Regions from separate parts of the Homo sapiens genome. Here region 2 is linked to region 1. A link is a contact called in ENCODE Hi-C or POLR2A ChIA-PET data. All regions are on one chromosome and are shown on one strand. The core of a region is the stretch at or near the end of the contact, and the rest is flanking DNA. Distances in the headings are between cores, read along the strand shown.

Evidence for each region. Hi-C counts contacts between places; a loop is a spot of excess contacts on that map. ChIA-PET counts read pairs that join two places held with the same protein, here RNA polymerase II (POLR2A). Pooled maps may share reads with other maps.
Region 2: a pooled map shows a loop between it and region 1 (2.5-fold over the local background). The contact joins two enhancer-like sites. A Hi-C loop is called at or near these places in 1 of 168 maps with a recorded cell type or tissue (naive thymus-derived CD4-positive, alpha-beta T cell) and 8 of 50 pooled maps. POLR2A ChIA-PET finds 5 or more read pairs at or near these places in 2 of 52 experiments (H1 and OCI-LY7).

What each region holds. Positions count from the first base shown.
Region 1 is chr2:37,569,147-37,573,982 of GRCh38, reverse strand. All of the region lies in intron 1 of LINC03063 (long intergenic non-protein coding RNA 3063), which reads right to left. Among named protein-coding and RNA genes, the nearest start is that of LINC03063, 9.1 kb to the right of the region's middle. RefSeq lists enhancers at 2,736-2,795, 2,896-3,205. Within about 2 kb of position 2,907, at least 4 of the 41 ENCODE cell types and tissues checked have a DNase peak (open chromatin) inside an H3K27ac peak, as active enhancers do.
Region 2 is chr2:37,709,825-37,714,660 of GRCh38, reverse strand. No RefSeq gene overlaps it. Among named protein-coding and RNA genes, the nearest start is that of CDC42EP3, 41 kb to the right of the region's middle. Within about 2 kb of position 2,665, at least 3 of the 41 ENCODE cell types and tissues checked have a DNase peak (open chromatin) inside an H3K27ac peak, as active enhancers do.

The DNA.
Region 1 (4,836 bases), core at 1,658-4,157:
AAGTGTTCATTGCCTCTGAACACACTGCCTTCTGAGCGTTCAAGCATTTTATATCAATGGTAATAAACAAAAAATAGTTTAGTGGGAAAGGCAATTTAAGCTAAGTGCCAAATGCATTCCATAGATATATAATTTATTTTCTGAATCTATGGGGCTAAGGCACATAGTATAAATATGAGGAAACAGAAATTAGCATAAATCTTGAAATAAAGTTGCCTTTCCATTACATATGGTAACAGATGATTCTACAGGGCTAAAAGAGACTGTTTAGGGGGACTACTCATTTGAAAACCTTGTAGTATCAGTAAAAATACTTTCTGTGCTCAATATTTTCTTACTGATTTCATCACAAACATAAAATCATGAATCATAAAGCTGGAAGGAATTTCAGTTAGATCATCTGATTCACTTCTCCACCTTCAAACAGAAAGGGGTATCCTTATCCCCATTTCCAGAGGAATTAGGTAGTTGCCAGAAGTACTAGTATTGGCTTAAGGGCAACTTAGAGTCCTGTTTCTCTACTGCTTCATTTTCCAGAAGCCACATCTAACGTGGTCTTTTGCAAATTGCAAACCGCTTTTCACACATTTTACTTGTGATAATCCTCATAGCAACCTTATATGACAGGTCAATTATTACCTCATTTTTACAGGTGGGGAAATTAAAGCTTGGAGAGATTAAGTCACTTGCCTAAAAGCACCCCACTAGTATATGACGGTTAAGACTGAAATCCAAATCTTCCATCTCCAAATCCCATGCTCTCTCTTTACAATTCTATTCAGACTGTACTAGAGGAGGTGGTTTGTGTTGGCACACTGGTTTGGACGTTATAGACAATGAGAAAACATGGCTGAACTGTCAGTCACTGCAAGAGGGATCTTATTTTTATCTAATAGGAGGTCTTGGCTGGACAGGAACTGAGTCTCAAATACTTCCAGTGACTGGGTGGTAACTCCATGTCAGACGCTGTTCCAGGTGTCCAGGATAGATCAGTGACCAACACAGAAAGGTCTCTGGCCCCTGGAATTTACATTCTAGTGGATGAGACGGACGTGAAACAAATAATGAAATATAAAATATGTCAAGTGATGTTAAGTGCTATGGAAAAACTAAAACAGAATAGACGTGTGTGTGTGTGTGTGTGTGTGTGTGTGTGACAGAGTGTGTAAGGAGAATAGGAATTACATTTTATATATATGTAAGGTGTTTAGGAAATTTCATCAGATAAGGTCACATTTGAGAAGATCCCTAAAATAGGTGAAGGAGAAAATTTCATGGAGATCTGGGAAAACATATTCTGGATAGAGAAAAATCACAAATGCAAAGACACTAGAGTATGAGTTTAGTGAATCTGAGGAACAGGAAGAAGGCCAGTGTGTCTGGGAAGGTTTAGCCACCATGTACTTGCCTTCATTGAGCAAAAACATCCATAAGAGAAAAAACAAGTGCACGTCTTTGAAACATAAAAAATAACACAGGGTAAAAATGAGTGTTATAAAGAGGCATAAATCAAGTACTATGGGATTTCAGAGGAAGTAAAGGAGGCTTGGAATCCCAGAGAACCAGCACTTAATTCTCTATTCCAAGGTTTTCCTTTTTGTCTGAACTGTAAAATATACCATTTTCAAACTTATCTTATGTGGATTGCCAATATGAAAACAAATGAAATCAGACTACTCTAGTGAAGTGAAGGGGTGGAGGAGGTTTAGCCTTCCCAAGTTGGCCTTACTCTTTCTCATCACCAGCCACAGAAGAACCTTCATGGAACCCTGGGGCCTAGGAAACAAAGTTTGCCAGCAACAGATCTAGTCAAACTAGCTCATTTTACAAAAGAGGAATCTGAAGCCGATAGTGGGAATCTTCTTCTGGCCTCTACTGGAGTGAAGTCTCCCTGGTCTTCTGGGCTGGCCTCTGCCGCTAATGACCATAGAAACTGCTTCAGCTTCCAGTCTGAAGTTCCCACCTCCTTGTGTTGAACCTTGGCCTGACTGACTTGGAACTCCATTCTCTCTGCCTGTGGACCAATGCATTCACCTATGGGACCCATGCATTCATCATTTCTAGGGGCAGTCTGAGACCGTTGAAACAAGGAAGTCACTGCTCAGATTTGCATTGCAAATTAGATTTTGAGTCCAAAGGAAGACAATAGTCCTGAAAATTAGATTTATTGGGAGAATGTACCTCTTGAACACACAGAGATAATGACAATGAAACTGCTCTACGCTTACACCCTGAAAATGACAAGCACATCCTTGACATCATCCTTCGCATATGATGCACTTCTTTGCTTAAAATAACCTCCTTTTTAATAAATTCTACTCATCTTTCGAAGAAGCTAAATTCTCTTTCCCTGTGATGCGTTCTCAGACTTTCCCAAGCAGAATCAATCAACCCTCCATCTGTGTTCCTGTAGCACTTTTTTTCATACATTTATTATAGCCCTCATCTTATTGCATTAGAAAAATGTGTTTACATATTTTTCTTCCACTGACTCTGAGTTTCTGTTGTGAATAAGAAATATGTCTCACTCATACTGATGCCTCAGCTGCTGCTAACAGTGTTCTGGCGTTTGATACATTTGCTGATTGGCATTGTAATTCAGTACTGGCTGAGGTTATGAGAAATGAGTGTCCTTCTCAGCCATAGACTTTTTTAGAAGTTGCCAACCAGTGACAAACCATTATTAATTATTTGCTTGTCAACTTGATAAGTTATTGAAAAGTAAAATGACTGTGTGAATATCCTGTTACTGATCATTGAAAGTTTCTGATGGACAGTCCCGGCACTCACCCTTGGTCTGTTTCAGTCACAAGCCTTCTTACACATTTTTCTGTTTGCTCATCCATGCTGGATCTGTTCTGAGGCAGACACGTTGCTATGACCAACGCAGCCAGCAATGACACATTCTCCCTCATGCCTGGCCACAGCCCCTGGTAACTGTCAGCCTTGCAGATATGACTGACAAGAGTAGAAAGTAAAATCTGTGGGAAAAAATATGAAATCAGGTTCCAGTTCTCACTCCCTCATTACGTAAAAATGATACCATGTTTAGTGAGTGTTGTGTGGTGAATCTCACATGATCCTGAGACAGAAGGGGCTTTACCAGGAGAGAAGTGATTTTTCTGACAGATACATGAGCCTCGGTAATGGTGCCATTCAGCACTGAAAGGCAAACTTAAGTTCCCTTTGCCAAATTCACACTGCACATCAAAGCTACAGGGAAGGGTCAGTCCTTTTCAACAACTGCAACGTAACTAAAGCCGCTTCGTTTGCAGGAGTTCATAAAAACTAGATTATCCCAGATCCATTTTCTTAAACCAAGAACAAAACAACCTCAGTAGTAGAAAATGTCAGCTCTCACATGTCCACTGATCTTTGCCTCATCATCTAAGACTTTTTAGATTTTGTGTTGAAATACAGCTTCCCCTACCAACAGGTCTGCCCAATCATTTTTAGCCCAACTTTATAGTTAAGAGTTCAAAGTACAATATTCTTGCTTTCATGTATAAGCATTTATTTGATCACATGGGATTTACCACGTTTATTGTCAAACAATTGATCTTTTCTTCTTAAATTCCTCTAGGATTTCCATCTAGTTGATGTGGTTTTCATGTTTCTAACAGAAACAGCAAATAAGAACACAAGAGAGAAATGTTTGTATCTTGTTGAAATGTGGAGTATTCAGGGTTATCACTAAAAGGCATTTGAGACATGACCACACAGAAAAGAGAATCCAGGGAACTGTTTGGGAAGACAAATCACATTAAGGGTGTTTATTTGGATTTCTAAAATTTCCCTTTCTCTGGTTTTATTTACATTTCATTAATATGAAGTGATTCAACCTGAGTAACATTTTGTCCTACATAGCTTACTGATTTGACTTTTGCAAGCAGCCGGACACCAAGAGTGGCCCTAAACAAGTTCTTGGTTGATGCAAAGCTCCACACGTATTGAATCAGATAACTGTAAATGAAAATTGCCCTTTAAATGTAATCTCTCAAAATCACTAGAGTTCATTTCCCCTAGAGAAGCAGATAGCTTACGCACATTCCCTTAGGAAGGGGATCAAGTTTGTTACCTATAAAACTAAGAAGGCAGAACTGCTGTCAAGGGCAGGAGTTGAACTGTACAGTTTTAATTCCTAAACTGGACCCAATTCAATGGGCTTTGGTCTTGATCTTTTCCAATTTATGTTAACTAAGTCCTAATTAAGCAGAGTTCATTTTAAAGAAGTCAGATGCCAAGTCTTGTCTTTTCTACCTAGACTTTCAATATTGCAGAGCTTTTTCTTAATTAAGGTGAAGAATTCCTTTTGGCTTTCACAGGCAGAATTTTCCACTTGTTCCATTTAGAGTGCCAGTTGGCTTTCACGCTCTGCAACCATGTGCCTCTGGCACAGCTGGAAAATTTATGAACTTCTGTGGGATTAAAAAGGTGCTATATCCTTGGGAAACGTTCCTAATAACCTGAATTCCTATTTCTTCTCACCAGTGATCAATCTTTTCCAAGTAATAACTAGCAAGTGAGCAGTAAAGGCAGGGAACAATGAGATGTCAGCAGCAATGTTCCCAGAGAGATGTCCTCTCTCCCTAACCCCAGAGCTTGAATCCAACAAAGACTGATATGGGCAGTCTTTAGCCAGAGCTCTGGCTCCTATTTTGGTACCCAGGGGCAACTTGCAGATAAAGGAGAGATGGATCCTAGGCTGCCCTTATGGCTGCCTAGAATGTGATGGCTCAGTAGGAATGGCATCCCTTAAAGATTGCTAGGCACCAGAGCTAGAAGCAGAAGACCCAGTTCTAGATCCTCTTCTCCCACTGTATAATTATGAGACCT
Region 2 (4,836 bases), core at 1,416-3,915, 140 kb before region 1:
ACAATTGGAAAACAACATGTAAAAAATACTATATGCAATAGTATCAAAAAATATCAAATAGGAAAATGCTAAGAGAGGTGTACAATTTCTCTACAGTAAAAAACTGTAAAACACTGATGTGAGAAATTAAAGAAACCCAGACAAAAGGGAGAGACATTCAATGTTTATGAGGTAGAAGACTCAATGTTGTTAAGATATTTATTTTCCTCAGATTTATTTGTGAATTTAATACAGTCATCAAAATTTCAGTAGGACTTTTTAGAGAAATTTACAAGCTGAACCTATAACTGATATGAAAATGCCAAAGCAATCTTGAAAAAATTAAAGTTGGAAGATTTATAATACCCAGTTCTAAAACCGAATATGTTAGACTAATCAATGCATTGCAGTATTGACGTGAAGATAGACAAATACATCAAGAGAACAGAATCCAGAAATAGACTCATATGTATAGACTTAATTAATTTTTTAAAACGCTTTATTAGAGTAGTTTTAGGTTCACATCAAGATTAGAATCAACTGATTTTTAACTGAATGTGACAAGGTGATTTCATGAAGAAAAGAAGACTTGTTAACAAGTGGTGCTGGAACAACTGGATGGCCATATAAAAAACAAACAAAAAACTTGACTCCTGTCACACGCCATACAATAAAATAGTTTGAGATAAACATAGAACAAAATATAACCTAGAATAATAAAGTTTCTAGTAGAAAGCATAAAAGAGTAACTTTACAACCTTGGAGTAGGCAAATTTTTTTAGACAGAACACAAAAAGCACGAACTATGAAAAATGATAGCTGGTTTTCATTAAAACAAAAATTTCTGTGTACCAAAAGATACCATTAAGAAAATGAATATGCAAATCAGTACATATATCTGACAAAGGGCATGTATGCATTGTATATAAAGAACTCTTTCAAATCAATAATATGACAATTTAATTTTTTTAATGGGCAAAAGATTGAAGCTGTCATTTCACAAAAAAAGATACATAGAGTAGTCCCTCCCTTTATCCTTGGTTTCACTTTCCAGTTTCAGTTACCTACAGTAAACCACAGTCAGAAAATACTAAATGGAAAATGTCAGAAATAAACAATTTGTGGTTTAAAATCGTCCACTATTCTGAGTAGCGTGATGAAATCTTGAGCCATCCTGCTCTGTTCCACCAGGGAGCTGAATCATCCCTTTGTCCAGCATATCCACAGTCTGTGCTACCCACCCCTTAGTCAGTAGCTGCCTTAGTTATCAGATTTTTAAAAAATAGTACATACAGAGTTCAGTAATATACTTGGTTCCAGGCGGCCACTGGGGTTCTTAGAATGAATCCCCCAGGGATTAGTGGGTACTACAGTATAAGAACAAGGAATAGGCACATGAAAGTGTTTTCCACATCATTAATCATCACTGATATGGAAATTAAAACCACCATGAGATGCCATTTTGCACCTATTAAAATGGCTCAGATGTAAAGATAAGACAATACCAAAAGTTGATGTGGATGTGGAGAAATGGAACTCTCAAACACTGTTGGTAGGAATGCAAATGGTACGGCCACTTAGGAAAATAGTTTGTCAGATTTTTATAAAGTTAACTTCTTCATGTATCCTACAACCAGCAATTCCACCCTCAATATCTCTCAAAAGAAATGAAAACATATGTCCACAAGAAGAACTGTACAAGAATACTCAAAGAAGCTTTTCCATAACAGCCCAAACTGGAAACAACCCAAATGTTCATCAATATGAGGGTGGATGAACATACTCTGGCATATTCATAAATTGAATATTAGTCAAAAAGAAATAGATATGTATTAGTCAATAGATATATATTAGTCAAAAAGAAAAAGAAAAAATTACTGGCCAGGCACAGTGGCTCACGCCTGTAATCCCAGCATTTTGGGAGGCGAAGGCGGGCCGATCACCTGAGGTCGGGAGTTCAAGACCAGCCTGACCAACATGGTGAAACCCCATCTCTACTAAAAATACAAAATTAGCTGGGCGTGGTGGTGCATGCCTGTAATCCCAGCTACTTGGGAGGCTGAGGCAGGAGAATCACTTGAACCCAGGAGGCAGAGGTTGTGGTGAGCCGAGATTGCACCACTGCACTCCAGCCTGGGCAACAAGAGCGAAACTCCATCTCAAAAAAAAAAAAAAAAGGAAAAAGAAAAAAATTACTGATGATGTAACAGTATGAATAAAACTTGAGACTTCCAGTTATGCTAAGTGAAAGAAGCTGCACAAAATGTGTATAATATATAAACCAATTCTATAAAGTCCAAAACTAGGCAAAATTAATCTCTGGTTAAAAAAAGACATAAACAGTGGTTGCCTCTTGTTTTGGTGTAGTCAATTGTCATGATATATTCAACTGTCAAAATAATTGAACTGAATACTTAACACTTTCTGGTAGATTGTATGTAAATTATACCTCAGTTTTTTGAAAAGCAACTACATCGAGTGGATAGCAGCTACACAAATTACCACAGAGGTAAAGTTTGCTCATCTAAGAAACATTTATTAATAACTTACGTGACAAGCACCATACTAATATCTGGGAATACCAAGCTCTATAAGATGTGATCCCAGCACTGAAGAATGCATGGATTCTAAGTGATGGGGAAAGCACAATTTCAAAATGTTGAAACAAGTGCTTTAATGCAGCTATACACTATGACTGTATATGGGAGCACAGAGGAGTGAGCAAGATGTTACAGACCAGGATGATGACCACTTGTCTGACCATAGTGCAGCCACTATGGTGGCTTGGGGTAGAAAGTTGCCTTTTATTTTTGGCCTTTGGGACTTGGGGAGATATCTTAGCAGGTGTAAGGACTCTAAATAACAGTTCCCCAAAACTTTAGGACAAAGTCTTTTTCACAGTGGGAAACTGGAGATATGTTTTCACCAGAATAAGCAGAAAAAGGCCAAACACTTCCTGAGTAATAGATTTAAAGAGCAGCAGGTCTCTCAAGCCAGGGTCCCTATGCCACACTGCAGAGCAGCCCACAAAACACCCTGAGGATGTGGCTTGCTGGCCACACCCCTTAAGTCATGATAGCCCTGCTAAAGAATGTAGGGCCCCAACAAAGAATGTCCTGAAAGCCATTTAAGAGCCTTCCAGGAAAACCACAGCCAGCAATCCACCACTTGCAATGTGTGTGGCGGGGCTCCTGCTTCTCTTTGCCTTCCTTGGCTCCCTGAGCTCCCATCAAATCCCAAGTCATCTCAAAAGGAGGTGCAGGGCCAGTTGCAGTTTACTTGCTGGTGATAGAGAGGACAAGGCACCTGCCTGCAAGTCTCCAAAGACAGCACTGGGGAGCCTCCCTCTGGGTGTCTTCAGGGTCTCCCTGCAAAGCTCCAGCTCCTATAAGATTGCGATTGTGACTCTCAACAGATGAACCCCCAGAGAGAAGTTGTTGTGGGGGAAGCTCCAACAGGTTCATGGCCCCCTCCTCCATCTTCAGAGTCACCATCCGCAAATCTCTTTCTCTCTGTCCCTCTCTTCTGTCATCACGCCTCCTCCTGTCTGACTCTGACTCCTGCATCCTACTTATGAGGACCCTTGGGTTTGCATCGAATCTACTCAGATTATTCAGTGTAATCTCCCCATCTCAAGATCTTCAACTTGATCACATCTGCAGACCCTCTTTTGTCACATATGGCAAGATTCATAGGTTCCAAGCTTTAGGATGCGAACATCTTTGGGGGATCATTACTCAGCCTACCACTAAAACTCTAAGCCTATCTTACCTCGAGACAACAATAATAACCAATGCATCTAGCCATTGAGTGCTGACTATGTGATATAAATACAGATATGGAGATAAATACTGCTATCTGTATATAGAGAGATTTTTTAGAGATATTTATACACTTACATTGATAGGCTATCTTCCCACACATATGTATTTTCTCACCGTAGCCCTGCAAAGTCATTTCATTTTACAAATGAGGAAACGGAAGCCCGAGGAATTTTGAAGGACAAAACACTGTTTATAACGGGTAGTCAACGCGGGTTTGGATGACTCCAGAGCCAATGCTCTTTACCTTGTTGTCTTCCATTTCTGTTCCATGTTTTGGTGGGAAACCCAGAGTATGAATTTTGTGTATATATCTTCAACCTAATTTTTTTTCTCCAAGTTAGGACTGGAAAAGCCCACATCTGTGGCTTGGAAGACAAGGAAGGTGTTATTCCCAGTTGGCCACATCTCTAGAAAACAGAAAATTCTGCATTTCCCCCAGGAAACAAAATTGTTCATTGCTTATCTGTAGTGTATTGTTTCTTTTCTTGCTTTACCTCCCTCATTGTTTTTACTTTTCCTCATCAGCCTCCAACCTCAGTAGAAGATGTATTTCCAAGCAGAACCATTCGCCAATCTAAAATTTTCCCTGGTTTTTGAAATCTATTTCTTCATAGACTCCATCACAAATTTTTCAACCATTCTAGAAGGAAAAGCCGAGAAATACTACAGTAAAGGAAACAAAATTGGAGGCTGAAAAATATATATACATTAAACCGTGGTTAAAAAACTAAATAAAATAATTTTTGTTTCACTATCCTGTGAAACAAAAATTAGTGAAGATTTGTTTTAACTCTATTACCTGGACAGCACCATTCTTAGTTTTCTTCAGCAGAATTTATCTTAAAATATTTTAATGCGTTGATTGAATCAGAATTATTTCTCAAAAACAACACTTAAATGGCAATTGTTGATTCTTGTTTGCAAGAGCTCATTCATCTCCATTATAGTTAATATTGCTGTTAAACCTTTAGTTGAAGACAAGAATGAAATACACTCCTGATTTCCATACGCCTCTCTCACTGCAAAATTGTGT